Regions from separate parts of the Mus musculus genome. Here all the other regions are linked to region 3. A link is a loop called in an ENCODE intact Hi-C map of the cell type or tissue named here. Cell type or tissue: left cerebral cortex. All regions are shown on one strand. Links, peaks and the distances in the headings refer to the core of each region. The heading gives the core; the rest is flanking DNA.

Region 1 (5,533 bases), core at 534-5,533, 92 kb after region 3:
AGAGTTTCCATACAACCCGTAGATTATGGGCAAAGTGGTGACCTCAAGGGCAACAAGCAGAGAGAAACTCCATAAGAGAGTCAAGTCCTCAGAGCATGGAGTCCTTGGGACCCTGCCTCTCCCAGGCACACCTGCGGTGATTACGCTAACCACTGGGCCATTTTCCATGAGTTCCAAAGTTGCTTCTTGTTCCCACACAGCCCCTGACATCTGGGCTCCTGAAAGTCATCTTGCCTTTGTTTTCTCTGTTAACCCCTAACCCTGTCTGTCCAGCCTCAGCCTCACCAGGCTGCTTCTTTGGAAAGAATGAATGAAAGAGCTTCCTGGTGCAAGGGTACCTGGGTGATGGGGAGCCAAGGGGAACCTCAGTCATACCATGCAACACTCCTCCTCACACAGGATTCTTGGGGAGAAACCCACAACGGCAGCTACCTCTGACCAGAACAGAGACAGCCCTGGGCTGGGCAGAGGGGCAGGCTTGGGTAGGGTCTTCAGAGCATGCACAGTGCACTAGTGGTGATGTACAGATTAGCCAGGATTATTGCTTGGCCATTAACCCTGAGTCATGGGGTAAAGATTTCCAAGTCCTTGGTTCGGGGACAGGTCAGAGGCAGGGTGATTTTCCACCGACCTGTTACCCTACTATGAGAGACCCAAAGTGGCCTTGAAGAAATCTGGAATACCTGGTGACTAATATTGCCAGGGTAGCTCCATCATGCTTGCTCTTTCCTTGAGCTTGCTTCCCTTGCTTGGGACTGATTAAGTCTGGGTGTGATGTTGGGTGATATGGTATCACACAACTTTAATCCCAGAGGCAGGTGGAGGTCTGCGCCAGCCTGGTCTACAGAGGAAGTCCCTGGACAGCCAGGGCCGCACAGAGAAACCCTGTCTCGTGTCTCAAAAAACAAACAAATTGTGGATGTGAGTGCTGGAGTTCACAGCCTGTGTGAGTGCCCACAGCAGAGCAAGTGTGTGGGTCACAGAGCCTAAACTACATTCTTCAATGTCCTCTCAACTGGCTGATGTCTCCTTATCAGGAAACAGAGATACTAAGTGTACTACATCCTGCTTGGAAGTGCTTCAATGGGATAGTTTCAGCTTTAACAAAAATACAGAACTTTGGGCTGGAAAGACATCTCGGCAGTTAAGAGCACTGGTTGTTCTAAAGAGAACATCAGTCTGGCTTACAGAGCTAACTTCAGTTGGAGAGAATCTGGCACCCTCTTCTGGTTTTGGTGGGCACTGCACTCGTGTACATATGTATTAACTAAAAATAAAACAGACCTTTAACTAAAACCACACCTTCCAATTCAGTGTTTTGCCTTTTAACTTCTATTATGGTGGCGAATAACCATTGTCCTGATGACAACTATACTTTGGATGTCATATCTTCCTCATGAGGCTCAATGCTAGCTCAGTCAAGGCATGAAAATGGGAAACTTGGGGCTGAGATGAAGGTCAGTTGGTAGAGTTCCTGCCTAGCACACAACTGAGCCCTGGGCCCAGTCCTCAGAACTTTATAAACTATGCATAAAGGTGTGTGCTAGCACTTGGGAGGTGGAGACCAGAGAATCAGAGACTCAAATTTGATCTGCGATGTCAGGATATCTAATTTCTTCTTGTTCCTTTTTTTGTGCACGACTACTTAATAAGCTGTGACCATCAGCAATCAACAACCCACCCTACCTCTCAGGCCTCAAGCATTTATAGACCCTCTTAAAAATCCCCACACGATCTAAAGGAGCCTCATACCCCATCCTTGAGATTAAAATGAAAACATATTCTTGAAATATTTCTGTGGGTTTTTTTGTTTTTTGTTTTGTTTGTTTGTTTGTTTGCTTTTTGGTTTTACGAGACCTGTGTAGACCTGGCTGTCCTGAAACTCACTCTGTAGACCAGGCTGGCCTCGAACTCAGAGATACGCCTGCCTCTGCTCCCCCCCCCACCCCACCCCCCCCAGTGCTGGGATTAAAGGCGTGTGCCACCACACCCGGCTTGTGTTTTTTTTTTTTTTAAGATTTATTTATTATTATATGTAAGTACACTGTTGCTGTCTTCAGACACACCAGAAAAGGGAGTCAGATCATGTTACAGATGGTTGTGAGCCACCATTTGGTTGCTGGGATTTGAACTCTGGACCTTCGGAAGAGCAGTCGGGTGCTCTTACCCACTGAGCCATCTCACCAGCCCCCGGCTTGTGTTTTTTAACGCAGCCAAAATTCCACAATTGTCACTACACGTGTACACACACCACAGAGAAGACAAGGATAGGGAGAAGGCTTACTTGGTAAAGTACAGGTCACACGTTTGAGAGCCAGGCTGGATTGCAATAATACATGCATAAAAACTAGGGCCTCTTTTGTGCTGTGATTTTTTTTTTTTAAAGATTTATTTATTTATTATATGTAAGTACACTGTAGCTGTCTTCAGACACCCCAGAAGAGGGAGTTAGATCTCGTTACGGATGGTTGTGAGCCACCATGTGGTTGCTGGGATTTGAACTCTGGACCTTCGGAAGAACAGTCGGGTGCTCTTACCCACTGAGCCATCTCACTAGCCCCCTGTGCTGTGATTTTTATCGTTGTTAATTAGATAAAGCCTAGAATCACCTAGGAAGAGTATCCTTTGGGGGAAGGGCAGGTTTTAGAGACCAGACTTCTCTGTGTAACAGCCTGGCTATCCTAGAACTCACAATGGAGACTGGTTTGGCCTTCAACTCACAGAGATCTGCCTGCCTCTGCCTCCCGAGTGCTGGAACTAAAGGTGTGCACCACCACACCTGGCTAGGAAAAGGGTATGAAGGGAAGAAAGTCTAGATTAGGTTGGCTTGTTTGTGGGAATTATCTTTGTTGATTGAAGCGCCAAGTCTCAGCCCACTGTGGGTGACTCCATTCCCTAGGCAGGGACTTCTGGACTATGTAGGAGTGGAGAAAGTAAACTCAGCATTGACCTGGATACATTCATTCACCACACTTTGCTGTTGACTATGGATGTGATGTGGCTAGGCCCTGCTGGTGTGACGTTCCTGCTCTGGCTGTCCTTGAACTCAGAGAGATGGTCCTGCATCTCCCTCCTGTGTGCTAGGTTTCAAACCATGCACCGCAATGCCCAGCTATGTTGATTGATTGATTTTCATGTGAAACACCTCTCAAGGCCCAGGGACATATCTGACTTCTGAGAAGACTTGAGTTTCAAAGGCAGCCACTGTCTCTAGTACATCAGCCAGGCATTAAAGGATACATTTGGAGATCACCATGTGTCAAGCAGTGTGCTAGTTTCTAGGGAATTGAGAACAAATGAATACAGTCTTCTTGGGAAACCAAGGTAGGTGAGAGCCACCAGCAATGAACGAAAACACTGCACACAAAATTAATTACAGTGCTGTGAAGCATAATAAAACCCAGTGGTTAAAAAAAGAGAAAAGAAAAGAAAAGAAAAGAAGAGAAAAGAAAGCCGGGTGTGGTGGCACACGCCTTTAATCCCAGCACTGGGGAGGCAGAGGCAGGCGGATTTCGGAGTTCGAGGCCAGCCTGGTCTACAAAGTGAGTTCCAGGATAGCCAGGGCTATACAGAGAAACCCTGTCTCAAAAAACCCACCAAAACAGAAAAGAAAAGAAAAGAAAAGAAAAGAAAAGAAAAGAAGGGAAAAGAAAAGAAAAAGGAGAGCTGCCCGTGGTGGTGCACACCTTCAATCCCCACACAGAAGAAGAGGCAGGCAGTTCTCTATGTTCGAGGCCAGTTTGGTCTACAGACTGAGTTTCAGGACAGCCAGGGCTACACAGAAGCTGTTTCAAATAACAAACAAAAACTCTGGGTGCTTTCAGAGCTTTTTCAACAGAGGACTCAAGCCAAGAGACTTTCTGACACCCAGATAACTCTACCCTTCCCCTGCTCAAAACTTCCCCTGGGTCTCAGGTCTCAGACACCCTCAGAAGACTGATAAATTCCTGCTAGAAAACTCCAGAGTGTCTGTCCTGGCCTGCTGCTACTTCACATTATTCCTCCTCTTCCTCCTTCTTCTCTTTTTTTTCTTTCTCTTCTTTTTTTTTTTTTTTCCAAACCAGGGTTTCTCTAAGTAGCCATGGCTGTCCTGGAACTGGCTTTGTAGTCCAGGCTGACCTCGAACTCAGAGATCTACCTTCCTGCGTTCTGAGGGCTGGGATTAAAAGCATACACAACCACCATCTGACTCTTTTTTCTTCTTCCTCCTCTTCTCCTTCCTCCTCCTCCTCTTCCTTTTGCTTGGCATCCTAGGCTGGCTTCAGATTCACAGCAATTCTTCATAGGTTTCCATGTTCTGGGGTTACAGGTATGGGCCACCATACCAGGGTCTCTTTGCAACTCCCATCTTCCTCCCGGTTTCTTGTTTTGATTAAGGATCTCAGTATCTAACTTAATTGACCTGTCACTTGCTATGTAGACTTGTGTTTTGTAAGGTATGAGTGAGGTATGGTGAGGTGAGAAGGGTACCTCAGAGGGCCCATCACTGAGAAATCCCTTCCTCCTGAAGTACCGGCCATGTAGTATGTAGCACCAGATGATGTAGTATGGAATAGAGTTTATTTAGGACATGGGAAGTAGAGTTGGGAAAGGAGGAGAGAGAGAGAAAGGAGGGGAGGAGAAGTAGTGGAGAGAGAAGAGGCCCTCCAGGAACACCTGGAAGGCGGGGAAGAGGAGAGAAGGAGAAACAGGGCAGGGAGAGAAGGGGCAGGAAGTAAGAGAATAAGACAAGTAAGTAAGTGAGCAGGAGAGCGAGGAGGGGGCAAACAGTCCTTATATAGTAGGCTAGGCATACCTGACTGTTGCCAGGTAACTATGGGGCGGAGCCTAGAAGGACTGCTTCTAGGATGTCTCAATTTCACAGGCATCTGCTTGCTTGTAGTTCCCAAGGCTGAAATTAAAGATGTTGTAGCCACCACGTACAGCCTGTTTTTGTGTTTTGAGATAGATTCTTACTTAATGGTGCAGCTTGGACTCAAACTATTTTATCCAGGTTTGCCTCGAACTCTTTAGCAATCTTCTTGCTTCACTCTATCAGAGGTATGGACCATCACTCTGGTCAACTGGTTTTTTTTTTTTTCTCCCCAGATTGGAGCAATCTCTTATAGTGCAGGTTGGTTTTGAGCTCGAGGCAATACTCCCGTCCTGCCTCAGCCTCTCAATGCTGGGATGACAAGCATATCCCAGGCAAGCTTTGAACTTGCGGCAATTCTGCTTTAACCTCCTTAGTGCTCTCTACCATGAATCTATGGGAAGAAGAAATAATGGGGGCGGGGGGGGAAACAACCAACTCTGGGCATCAGTTCGGATTAAGGTCGATCCGCGCATGCGTTCATTTAGTACCCGCGGCCCCGCCCCTGCAGCGAGCGATGATGATCACGTGACTAGTCCTGCGGGGCGGAGGCCATGTTGCGGGGCACCCACGTGAGGGCCGCACGTCCACGATCAGTCACGTGACCGTGGTGCGCCGCAGCCGCCGGGGCGCACCCGGCGAGAGGCAGCGGCAGTGATGGACGGGTCCGGGGAGCAGCTT
Region 2 (5,533 bases), core at 534-5,533, 110 kb after region 3:
GGATTTATTCAAGGCCATCAATGTCCAGCCACATTTTTTCTACACAAGCCCAGCCACACACCCCTCATTACTGGTGGACACGAGGCAGGGTCTCTACCACTGAACCACTTCTCTGGTGGATTATAGTTAAGGGTCTAAAACCTAAAGGCACGCCCAGCTCCCCTGCTCCACCACTGAGCCATGCTCTCCACCCGTCACTGCTGGAGTCCCCAGCAATCTTCACTTGGTAACACTGGTGACTTTCCTGCCTCATCCTTCCAAGTAGCTGGATGACAAACCTGGGCTGGTGGGTACCGATGGCCACACCTTCTTGTATTTTCTGTTTTGCGTTGGGAATGTTACTACGTGTCCCCTAGCTGGCTTTGAACTTTGAGCCAGGCTCCAATTGCTATACCTTTATACAGATGAGCACACTGGGCAAAGTTATCTCATCTCTCCTATGCAAATGTTCCTGTGCAAATGTGAATGTTCCAAGTGAACTAGGCATGGACCATGCTCTAGTCATACCTTCCTACAGGGCAGGTGAATTCTCAAATACTCTTTTGGTCACACAAATGAGAACTCTATCCAGATGCTATTTCTAGATTTTTTTATCTTTTATTTATTTATTCATTTATGTATTTATTTTTTGTTTTTGAGACTGGATCTATGTACTCTTGGCTGTTACAGACCTGGCAATGTAAAAGAAGCTGGCCTCAAACTCACAGAGACCCACCTGTCTCCTGTCTCTGTCTCCAAGTGCTTAGACTGAAGGTGGGCACTCTAACACCTTGCTCTCTTTTCATTTTTGATGTATGTATGTGCGTATGTATGTGCATGTATGTGTGTATGTATGTGCATGTATGTGTGTGTGTATATGTGTCTATATACAGAGGCCAGAGAACAACTTCAGATGTCATTTCTCAGGCAAAATTCATCCTGAATTTTGTTTTGTAAGATTTATTTATGTATATGAACATATGATGTGTGCTGTCATGTGCCTGTGTGTGGGGACTAGAAGATGACATTCAGTCTTTTGCAGCTGGAATTCCAAGTGTTTCTGAGATGCCAGGTTATGTGAGTGCTGCCTGATCTCTTCCTAAACACACTGAGCCATCTCTCCAGCTTCTCTGTCTCTCTGTCTGTCTGTCTGTCTCTCTCTCTGTTTCCTTTTTTCCTTGAGGCAAGGTCTTGCTATGTAGACTAGGATGGCTTTGCACTCACAGTCTATGCCTGTAAAGTGCTGGGATTAAAGGCAGACAACCCCACACCTGGCTTTCACCTTGTTTCTTGAGGCGGGGACTTGCCATAAATAGGATGCTGGCTGTCCAGTGAATCCCAGGTACCCCTTTTTTCTTTCTTTCTTTCTTTCTTTCTTTCTTTCTTTCTTTCTTTCTTTCTTCCTTCCTTCCTTCCTTTCTTTCTTTCAGTTTTTCGAGACAGGGTTTCTCTGTGTAGTCTTAGCTGTCCTGGAACTCACTTTATAGACCAGGCTGGCCTTGAACTCAGAAATCCACCTGCCTCTGCCTCTCAAGTGCTGCGATTAAAGGCGTGCGCCAACACGCCTAGCTCTTTCTTTCTTTTTTATTTATTTGTTTGCTGAGACAGAGCTTCTTGCCTTCTAGCCTTGCCTGTCACTGAACTCACTATGTAGATCAGGCTGGCCTTGAACTCAGAGATTTGCTTCCAGAGTGCTAGGTACCACCACTGCCTGGCCCCAAGTATCCTCTTTTTCTTCTTTTAAAAGACTTATTTATTTATTATGTATGAGTACACTATAAGAGGGCATCAGATCTCATTACAGATGGTTGTGAGCCACCATGTGGTTGCTGGGATTTGAACTCAGGACCTCTGGAAGAACAGTCAGTGCTCTTAACCTCTGGGCCATCTCGACAGCTCCTCCAGGTATTCTCTTATCTTTACCTTCCAGTGCTAAAATCACAGGGATCATCATATTGGGATTTAAAAAAAAATATGTGTGTATGAGTGTTTTATCTGCATGTGTTCTAGGTATCAGAAGTATGTCTGGTACCCACAGAAGCCAAGAGGATATCAAATCTGCTGGAAGTGGAATTACAGATGTTTGTGAGCCACCATGTGGGTGCTGGAACTGAACCCTAGTCTTCTGGAAGAGCAGCCAATGCTGTGTCTCTAGCTCTGACAACAGTTTCTTTTTTGCTTGTTTGTTTGTTTGTTTGTTTGTTTTGTGCATTGGTGTTTTGACAGTGTGTGTGTCTGTGTGAGAGTGTCAGATCTTGGAGTTACACATAGTTATGAGCTGCCATGTGGGTGCTGGGATTTGAACCATTGAGCTGTCTTCTTCAGCCTCACATCACTTGCTTAAAGAGACAACAACTACAATAAGCAGGAAACTTTGATCTATTTCCAGCCTCTTTGTTTCTCTATGTAGCTCTGGCTGTCCTGGAACTTACTTTGTATCCAGGTTGCCTCTGTCTCCTGAGCTCTGTACCACCACATCAGGCTATCTCCATCTTCTCTCTCTTTTTTGATTTTTCAAGATAGGGTTTCTTTGTGTAACAGAGTCCTAGCTGTCCTGGATTCCCTCTGTAGATCAGGCTGCCCAGGAACTCACAGAAATCCATCTGCCTCTGCCTTCTGAGGGCTGAGATTAAAGCATGCAGCACCACGCCCAGCCCTATCTCAATTCTTTAAGGCTACAGAACCAGAGGAGGCCTAGGAAAGGAAATCAGTCATACCCGGCCCAGGTACTTCCAATCTAGCAAGTCCGACAACCGTTCTGTGCGGTTCCGCTGGATGATGCGCTGTCGCCGGCTCTGCTGGCAGAAGCTGTACAGGAAGGAGGTGAGCTGTGAGCATGAATCATCCAGGCTGCGGAACCTCCGATCCAGAATGTAAATGCCTACAGAGGCAGGAATCAGGATTTGTTAACGATAACAAGAGTCTGAAATGGGGACCAGCGCCCGCCATGTTCTGTCCTCCCTCTGCACTGACCGTAAGCTGAGGGATCTGCGATGTGTTCCTCCATAAAGCAGCCAAAGCCGGAGAGGTTGGTGGAGATGCTGGGGATGCCCATGACAGTGCACTCCGCTGAGGAACCAAAGGTGGGAGGGGAAAAAAGGCTACTCAGTAGCCTGCCCTGTTAGAGATGGCTCTACATCGCCACCTGCTGGCAACTAAACCAACCGCGCCTGGCTACACCCGCAAGGGGCCTCCCCCATTTCTAGGAACCAAAGAGCCTTAGAAAAGTGAATCTGCGGAAACCTGTGATAAAGAGGATACTTATTTATGGAACGCTAACCAATGCTGGCTCACAGAAATAACTTTACTTAACCATCACGGCGTTAAGATTCGTATCTGTGTGTGTGCTCGTGTGTGCATGACACGGCTTTAGATTATGACATGATCATGAGGTTGGTTGTAGTTATTGTTTTAAGATTTATTAATTTTGGGGCTGGAGAGATGGCTCAGCGGTTAAGAGCACTGACTGCTCTTCCGAAGGTCCTGAGTTCAAATCCCAGCAACCATATGGTGGCTCACAACCACCTGTAATGAGATCTGGCGCTGTCTTCTGGAGTGTCTGAAGACAGCTAGAGTATACTTACATATAATAAATAAATAAATCTTTTAAAAAAAGATTTATTAATTTTGAAGCCGGGCGTGGTGGCGCATGCCTTTAATCCCAGCACTCGGGAGGCAGAGGCAGGCAGATTTCTGAGTTCGAGGCCAGCCTGGTCTACAAAGTGAGTTCCAGGATAGCCAGGGCTATACAGAGAAACCCTGTCTTGATAAACCAAAACCAAAAACAAAAACAAAAACAAAACAAACAAACAAACAAAGATTTATTAATTTTTAATTTTTATGGGTATGGGTGATTTGCCTACATACATGCGCCATGTGTATGAAGCACCTGTGGAGGCCAGAAGAGTGTTGGATCCCCTGGAAGTACAGTTAGACTGTTAGCAGCCATATGGGTGCTAGGAATTGAATCTGGGTTTTTTATGGCTGTTTTATTTTATTTTTGGCTTTGTTTTTTTGTTTGTTTGTTTTGGGGGGAGTTGAGACAGGGTTTCTCTGTATAGCCCTGGGGCTGTCCTGGAACTCACTCTGTAGACCAGGCTGGCCTCGAACTCAGAAATCCGCCTGCCTCTGCCTCCCGAGTGCTGGGATTAAAGGCATGCACCACCATGCCCGGCTTGTTTGTTTTAAAAGATTTATTTATTTTATGTATGTGAGCACACTGTCACTGTCTTCACACACCAGAAGAGGGTATCAGCTCCCATTACAACCCCACCATGGGGTTGCTGGGAATTGAACTCAGGACCTCTGGAAGAACAGTCAATTCTCTTAACGGCTGAGCCACCTCACCAGCCCTTATTTTTGTCTTTCTTGAGACAAGGTCTTACTATATAGCTCTGGCTGTCCTGGAGCCCACTGTGTAGACCAGGCTTGGCCTTGAACTCACAGAGGCCCACCTGCCTCTGCCTCCTGGGTACAGGGATCAAAGGCATGTGCAACTATACCCAGCAAATCTAGGTCCTCTAGAACACAGTATTCTTAGTTGCTAAGCCATCTCTCCAGCCCCACCCCCTTTTTAAAGACAGAATCTTATGTAGCTCAGGATGGCCCTGAGCCCACTATGTAGCCAAAGATGACCTTGAACTCCTAATCTTCCTCCTCTGCATCCCATCAGTTATCATTAGAGGTGCACATGCTCTTTGGTTGGTTTGCTTTTGAGACAGGGTCTTACTGTGTAGCTCAGTCAGCCTGTGGAATGATAGATAACTCTCCTGCCTCGGCTTCCCCAGTATGCCTCCACACCCAGCTCACAGCCCGTGTCCACTGGTGGTAAGGAAAGATCTGAGTGAGATACAATGGCAGCAGCGTGTGATTCCAAGGTTCAGGGAGCTAAGGTAAGGACTGCCAGGTGCTCAGCTTGGCAGACAGAGACCCCATGGTAGTTTCCCAAACATTATCAACTTTTTTTTTTTTTTTTTCTGAGACATGGTTTCTCTATGTACCCCTGGCTGTCCTGGAACTCACTCTGTAGACCAGGCTGACCTCGAACTCATGGACCTGCCTGCCTCTTCCTCCCAAGTGCTGGAATTAAAGGCGTGCACCACCACCACCTGGCTCTATTATCATTTTAACCAGAGCAAAATGATTTGCAAGTGACTCTCAAAACCAAGACCTGCTTGTTAATGTCCCCCTCATAGGAGTGGGGGCGGGGCGGGGAGCAGCAATTGGGATGTAAAGTCAATAAATAAATTAATAAAGATTTAGAAAATGAATGAATAAACATAATAATGAACTAAAAAAGAAGTGGGGGTGGGGACGTTAGACCTTCTCTGGAGGTTCTAGCCACTCCTCCCAACATCTCCTTCCCACATTCACCCCTCACACAAGCTCTGTAAGGAAACTTAATTAACTTACTGTGTGTGTGTGTGAGTGTGTGTGTGTGTGTGTGTGTGTGTGTGTCTGTGTGTGAGTGTGTGTGTGTGTGTATGTGTGTGTGTGTCAGTGTGTCTGTCTGTGTATGTGTGTCTGTGTGTGTGTGTGTGTCAGTGTGTCTGTC
Region 3 (6,098 bases), core at 514-5,513:
CCCGGCACCACCGGATGGCCCAGGTCCAGGGAGTTAGATTCCCTCTTCTGAACTCAGCATGAACCAGAAAGGCCCCCATACACACATGCAGGCAAAACACTCATATATTCAAAATAAACATAAATAAGTATGTTTTTAATGACTTTACTGCACTCTGAGTTCAATGCCTGCCTGCTGTACAGTTTCAGGACAGCCAGGGCTATACAGAGACACTCTGTCTCAAAGATTATTAAATAAAATAAATAAAATAAATACAATCTGACTGGTGAGGATAAGGAAGGGTGTTTGCTGCCAAGCCCAGGTTCCTGATTCTGTTCCTGAGACCCACGTGGTAGCGGAGAGCTGACTCCTGCAAGTTGTTCTATGACCACTACCACCCACACCCACACCCACACCCACACACACACACACACACACACACAGAGAGAGAAAGAGAAAGAGAGAGACAGAAAGAGACAGAGACAGACAGAGAGAGAGAGACAGAGAGATAGAGATAGACAGAGAGAGAGAGACAGAGAGAGAAAGAGAGACAGAGACACAGAGAGAGACAGAGACAGAGAGAATATAAATTATTTTAAAAAATAAGCCGGGCAGTGGTGGCTCATGCCTTTAATCCCAGCACATGGGAGGCAGAGGCAGGTAGATTTCTGAGTTTGAGGCCAGCCTGGTCTACAAAGTGAGTTCAAGAAAGAAAGAAAGAAAGAAAGAAAGAAAGAAAGAAAGAAAGAAAGAAAGAAAGAAAGAAAGAAAGAGGAGGTGGATTGTAGGCTCAAAGCTGAAAGCTGAAACCCAAATAGCTAGGAAAGGTGTAAGCCCCTACAGGCAAGACAGGCAGGTGAGTGGTCACATCTCTCCTGAGGTCCCCCAAATGCCAGGCCCCACCCAAAGGACAGTCTAACTGCCCTAAACAGTGGGATCTAGCCCAGCCCCATCCCTACAGAGTAGAAACGAACTCTCAACTTGAAATCGCACCAATCCCCACCCCGGAAAATCTCCCGCAAGAAATTCTACATAAACCCCATCTTCTGCCCAGTTCTCTCCTGCTTCTCACCAGAGCAGAGGGAGGATCCTGACCATCAGGATAGCTTACCATCCAAGCTGTTACCCTACATCAACTGCAGGGTTACCTTTCCCCTCAGAGCTGTAACCCTTACAAGAGGACAGGAGAGAAGAGGGGCTGGCCTACCTTGGTGGCCACGTAGGTAAGGGCCTGGGACTGGCCGATGGCCCCGACCAAGCTGGAGATGTTGATGATGTTCCCTCTGCTCTTCCGCAGGTGGGGGAGGGCAAGCTATGGGGAGGATAGATCAGTCATTTGCAACTGGTCCTGGAGAACAGCCACCAACATCCTCAAGTGTGGGACTGTGACCACTGTCTAGTGAGTGGATCTCAATGAGCACAGGCATAGGGGCACATCTATGGTATGTCTGAGCACCTCTGCAAGGGATCAAGGGATCTGTGTGTGTGTGTGTGTGTGTGTGTGTGTGTGTGTGTGTGTGTGTCTGTCTGTCTGTCTGTCTGTCTGTCTGTCTGTCTGTCTGTCTGTCTCTGTGACTTTTATCTCCCTTCATCTGCTATTCCATCTCCAGTCCTCATCAAGCTAGGAAAACCTAGACACCATACAGAACCCTGCCTCTTCAGCCCAACTAGGAGGAAGTGTTTTACTCGGGGGAGAGAGATGGTGTGTCTGGGCTGTACAAAGAACTCTGTGATCATGCCTTGCATGATGCAGGGAAAGCCTCAGGATGTGTCCCGCTTCCTGCCACCTCCTGCAGCTCTCTGGAGCCCCCTCCCTGTATGACTTCCCTACGCCCAGTCTGTTCTCCACTGCTGTGGGCACTGGCGCTGTTCCCAGGACACATGACTGAGCACTGAGTAGGTCCTCAGGAGGCTCCTGGAACAGGAACCTAAGAGGATCCCTACTGTGGTTCACCCCCCAAATCCACCCTTCCCCCCTTCCTCCGTGCCATCTTCAACACTGCAACTTCAGAGCCTCTTGCCTGGACCACTCCCTGCAGAGAAAGCCACACAGGCCACACACTCTCCTCAGTTTGCCTTGGAATAAGAGATCCCTGGGGACTGTCATGGTAGTCACATGCCCTCTGGTCCTGTAACTGATATTGCAATAGTGAGAACATCTCCAGTACAGGGAGCCCTGCCCACTGGGGCCCCTCTTCTCCTCTTAAAGGGACCAGCGACAGACAGTAAGTGCGGCTGGATCTCAGGAAGTCAAAAGCCATAAACACAGGAGACGTTCAGAGGACTCTGAAGTGTCTGAACCCAGCTCTGCGATGGGGGTTCTCTGCTCTCCTCAGGGGAAGGTCCCTCTCGCACCTCACACACATTCTTCCTTACACTCTGGAACCACCCGCCCACCCTCTCCCTTATGCCAGTCAGCTTTACACCCTCTCCACCTTCCGTAATGGCAGTCTCTGATAGGCCCCTTGCCTACTCTCTTCCCTGAACCAGGTCCAGAGCTATTATTCAATTAATATTTGTCCCACTCCCCTGACTCTTTCCTGGGTATGTCCCTGGCTGACAATCTCCCGATGTGACTCTAGGCAGCTGCAGAGGGCCCCTGCTTTCACCACCTAACCCAGCTTCTATCTTATTCCAGTTTACTCTAACCCGAACCAGGTTCTCCCAAATGTTTGTGTTGCGCGTGGGATGCAAGCGACTCACATCTTTATTTTAGTTTATATGCATGGGTGTTTTCCCTGCATGTATGTCTGGGAACCACATGTGTGCAGTGCCTGTGCAGGCCAGAAGAGGGCATCAGATCCTCAAAAACGGAGAGTTCTGGGACTAGACCCCAGGTTCTCCTGAAGCGTCCAATGCTCTTAACAGGTGAGCCGTCTCCCCAAAGCCTGTCTACCGTTTTAAGATAAGGTCTTTCACTGAATCTGAAGCTCATCAATTCTGGCAGGCGGGTTGGCGAGTGAGCTCTGGGGACCCACCAGTCTCTGCTTCTCCAGCGAGGGTTAAGATTACAAGCACAGATGCTGGGATCCAAACTCAAGCATGCAGAGCCTGCTCTTCGACCAACTGAATAAGCTTCCAGTCAGGTAGGGGACACTTGGGCCATTCCAACCAGCAACTTCTAAAGCCACCTCAGGGACTCTGGGGACCTCTTGATCCCCACTCATGAGCATCTACTTTGCTGACTTTCTGAGGGTGAAAACAGGCACGTGGAAGAACTCTGTGTCCCCTCCCCCAGGGCATTCACCGGACCAGTCTGCTGAGGGGAACTCCCCAGCGCCCTTTGTTAAGCACCTCCCGCATGCTAGGGACACAGTACAACCCTTCCTGTCCCAAATATCTCCTATACACATCCCTCTCTTTTGTGGCGTTTTGGAGACAGAGTCTCACTATGTAGCCCTGGCTGTCCCGGAACTCACTCTACAGACCAACGCCTGTTGCCCACAGAAACAAGACAGAGGGAGAGATTTCCATTCTGCTGGGGCTGGTCAGTGCGTGTGGCATGGAACATTCTAGAACATGATTAGGAAGTTCCCATCACTTTCTTGCTCATCCACCTTCCATGGCTCCCTATCGCTCCTGAAACAAAAACTGGATCCTTTAGACACAGTAACACCATCTCCACCCACCCCTCTCTGCCTATCAGCAGCAGCCAATATTCTTACTGACTCTCCTAGGCCACAGACAACCTGCCTTCTTCTTTTCCTTCCTCAATCCGTAGCCAAGATTGACCTTGAACTCCTGACCCCTCCACCTCCTCCATCTCCTGGGATCATAGGTTGCACCGTCAGGCATGGCGCTGGAAATCCAAGCTAGAGCGACAAGCTGCTGAGCAAACCTTCTGCCAGCTGAGCCCCAGCCCCGCCTTCCGGTTCTTCCTTCCTTCCTTTCTCTTTGTTTTCAACTCAGGGTTTCTCTATGTAGCCCTGGCTGTCCTGAAACGTTCTCTGTAGACCAGGCTGGCCTGAGACCCAGAGATCTGCCTGCCTCTGCCTTCTAAGCGCTAGGAGCTTTTTTTTTTTTTTAATTTTATTTATGTATTATATGTAAGTACACTGTAGCTGTCTTCAGACACTTTTTCTTCTCTCTCCAGCCCTGCTCTCTCCAGTCCCACTTGCTCCAGCCCATCACAGCCTGGTTCATCTTTGGATTCTTACCATCTTCTTTGTTACCCAAAAGCAAACCTAGAAAGCTCTGGGAGATAGTGAGGAGGCTGTAGCTTCCCAGATGGACGAGGACTGTGTCTGTCTCATACCTAGGATGGTCGGTGTCTTTCGAGACCCTGATTCTCAACCTTCCTGATGCTGCACCCCTTATGTTGTAGTGACCCCCCCAACCATAAAACCATAAACTTATCTTTCTTTTCTTTCTTTCTTTTTCTTTTTTTTTTTTGAGACAGGGTTTCTCTGTGTAGCCCTGTCTGTCCTGGCACCACTTTGTAGACCAGGCTGGCCTCGAACTCAGAAATCTGCCGGCCTCTGCCTCCGGAGTGTTGGAATTAAAGGCATGTGCCACCACGCCTGGCTCTTATCTTTCTTGCTACTTTACAACTGCACTTATGAATCTTAATGTAAATATCTGTTTTCTGGAGGTCTTAGGCAACCCCTTGTAAAAGGATCTTTAGTTCCAAAGGGGTTACAACCCACTGACTGAAAACGGCTGTATTATAATAAAGACAGGAAGCCAGGGGCACAAAGCAATGTGCGTGTGGTGGACTGAAGGGCACACAGCTACTGCAGCTGTGCCTGTCTCACCTTGATCAAGGTGTATGTCCCCAGCAGGTTCACCTCCAGAAGCTGACGGAAGCCCTGGGCAGAGGTCTCCTCGGGCAGCTGTGCAGGTGGGTCTAAAGGGAAGGAGAGGATGAGGCCAGGACAGGAAGGTGGGAGGGAGGGAGGGAGGGAGGGAGGGAGGGAGGGCAGGGACGATGGGGTTAGAGGAAGGAGGGCAAAGGCAAGGGAGAAAGCCAAGGGAGGAGGCTGCACAGCCTCTGCAGAACAGGGCATTCTGGCCCGTGCCTGTCATTCATTCTAGGACTCAAGGGGAATTGTGGGTAGGTGCTCTACCGTTGAGCCAGGCCCCAGCTCCCCAGCCCCCCAGCCAGTATCTGTTCTCCTCACTGTGGAAGGTGAATTTCCCTGCTTAGACACCACTCCCCATAACGGAATGTGGTTCGTTGCGGGTGTTGAATAAACATCAGCCTAAGGAAAGGAGGACAAGGGTAAGTTAAGGGTGAGCTTCTGGCAACTCTGAGTCTTTATTGTGATGTGAAGCAGCTAAGATGGGAGCCCAGTGGCCAAGGGACTGTCCTCTTCACATCCATCTTTGGAGGGAATTCAAGAGGGCCCTAGGTGTTCCCTGAGCCTTCGTTGCCATGGGGACTGGCTGTTCTATAGTACAGCTGTTGGGCTGATGAAGATTTCCCAGAGTGCCACACCACAGAGTCTGGTAAAGTGCACCTGGGTTGTCCTTTTCACCATCAAGGCCCTGGGGCCATCAGCCTTCAGCAAGGCAGGCACTGCCCAGGCTCTGGGAACATCCTAAGGGACAGTTTGACCTCCTTTATGGACTGACTACAGCATCCCCAACAGAAAGGGGAATGGTTCTCATATCAGAGATGGAAACTGAGGCACGGAGATGTGGAGAGCACAGCCTGAGCGCACAGCAGAAAAAGCAAGGACTGAGGGTGAGCTCTGTGTTAAGGAAGGCTGGAGAGACGGCTTGCGGTTATGAGCACCGCACTGCACCGCACCGCACCGCACCGCACCGCACCGCACCGCACCGCACCGGCTGCTTTTCCAGAGAACTAGGTTCAATTCCCAGCACCCACGTGGTAGCTCAGAACTGTCCGTAACTCCAGTTCCAGGGGATCCAACTCCTTCTTCTGCTCTCTGAAGGCACCAGACATGCAAGGGGTGATCAGACATACATGCAAGTACACACACACACACACAACAGGAGGGAGAGGGCTGTGCCTGGGGAGGGGTAAACTGAGGTTCAGAGGAGGGACTGCTGAGATGGTTCAGCTGTGCTCTTACTTACTGCCAAGCCTGATGACCCGAGCTCCACCCCACATGGCGGGAAGAGAGAACCGAATTCCTCAAGTTGCACTGAACACC

Evidence for each region. Hi-C counts contacts between places; a loop is a spot of excess contacts. Peaks named below come from ENCODE experiments on the same cell type or tissue, not always from the same donor. Only the 100,000 strongest peaks of a DNase experiment are listed, where the experiment ranks them.
Region 1: a loop joins it to region 3, with 5 times the contacts of the local background. A loop is called at or near these places in 26 of 42 quality-filtered maps.
Region 2: it touches region 3 in a loop (2.7-fold over the local background); 15 of 42 quality-filtered maps call a loop at or near these places.

What each region holds. Positions count from the first base shown.
Region 1 is chr7:45,466,752-45,472,284 of GRCm38, reverse strand. Bax (BCL2-associated X protein) reads left to right here and starts at 5,387. Exons shown (of 6, transcript NM_007527.3): 1 at 5,387-5,533. The coding sequence starts at 5,510. In left cerebral cortex, for the core only: a CTCF peak has its summit at 1,229 (motif pointing left); DNase peaks (open chromatin) are centred at 1,217 and 5,396; H3K4me3 peaks cover 667 bases; H3K27ac peaks cover 695 bases.
Region 2 is chr7:45,449,078-45,454,610 of GRCm38, reverse strand. Gys1 (glycogen synthase 1, muscle) reads right to left here. Exons shown (of 16, transcript NM_030678.3): 13 at 2,953-3,048; 14 at 2,697-2,860. Among named protein-coding and RNA genes, the nearest start is that of Ftl1, 8.0 kb to the left of the region's middle. In left cerebral cortex, for the core only: a CTCF peak has its summit at 3,131 (motif pointing left); DNase peaks (open chromatin) are centred at 2,828 and 3,080; H3K4me3 peaks cover 1,155 bases; H3K27ac peaks cover 835 bases.
Region 3 is chr7:45,558,108-45,564,205 of GRCm38, reverse strand. Hsd17b14 (hydroxysteroid (17-beta) dehydrogenase 14) reads right to left here. Exons shown (of 9, transcript NM_025330.3): 5 at 4,734-4,825; 6 at 1,187-1,291. Among named protein-coding and RNA genes, the nearest start is that of Hsd17b14, 6.2 kb to the right of the region's middle. In left cerebral cortex, for the core only: a CTCF peak has its summit at 2,765 (motif pointing right); DNase peaks (open chromatin) are centred at 2,151 and 2,761.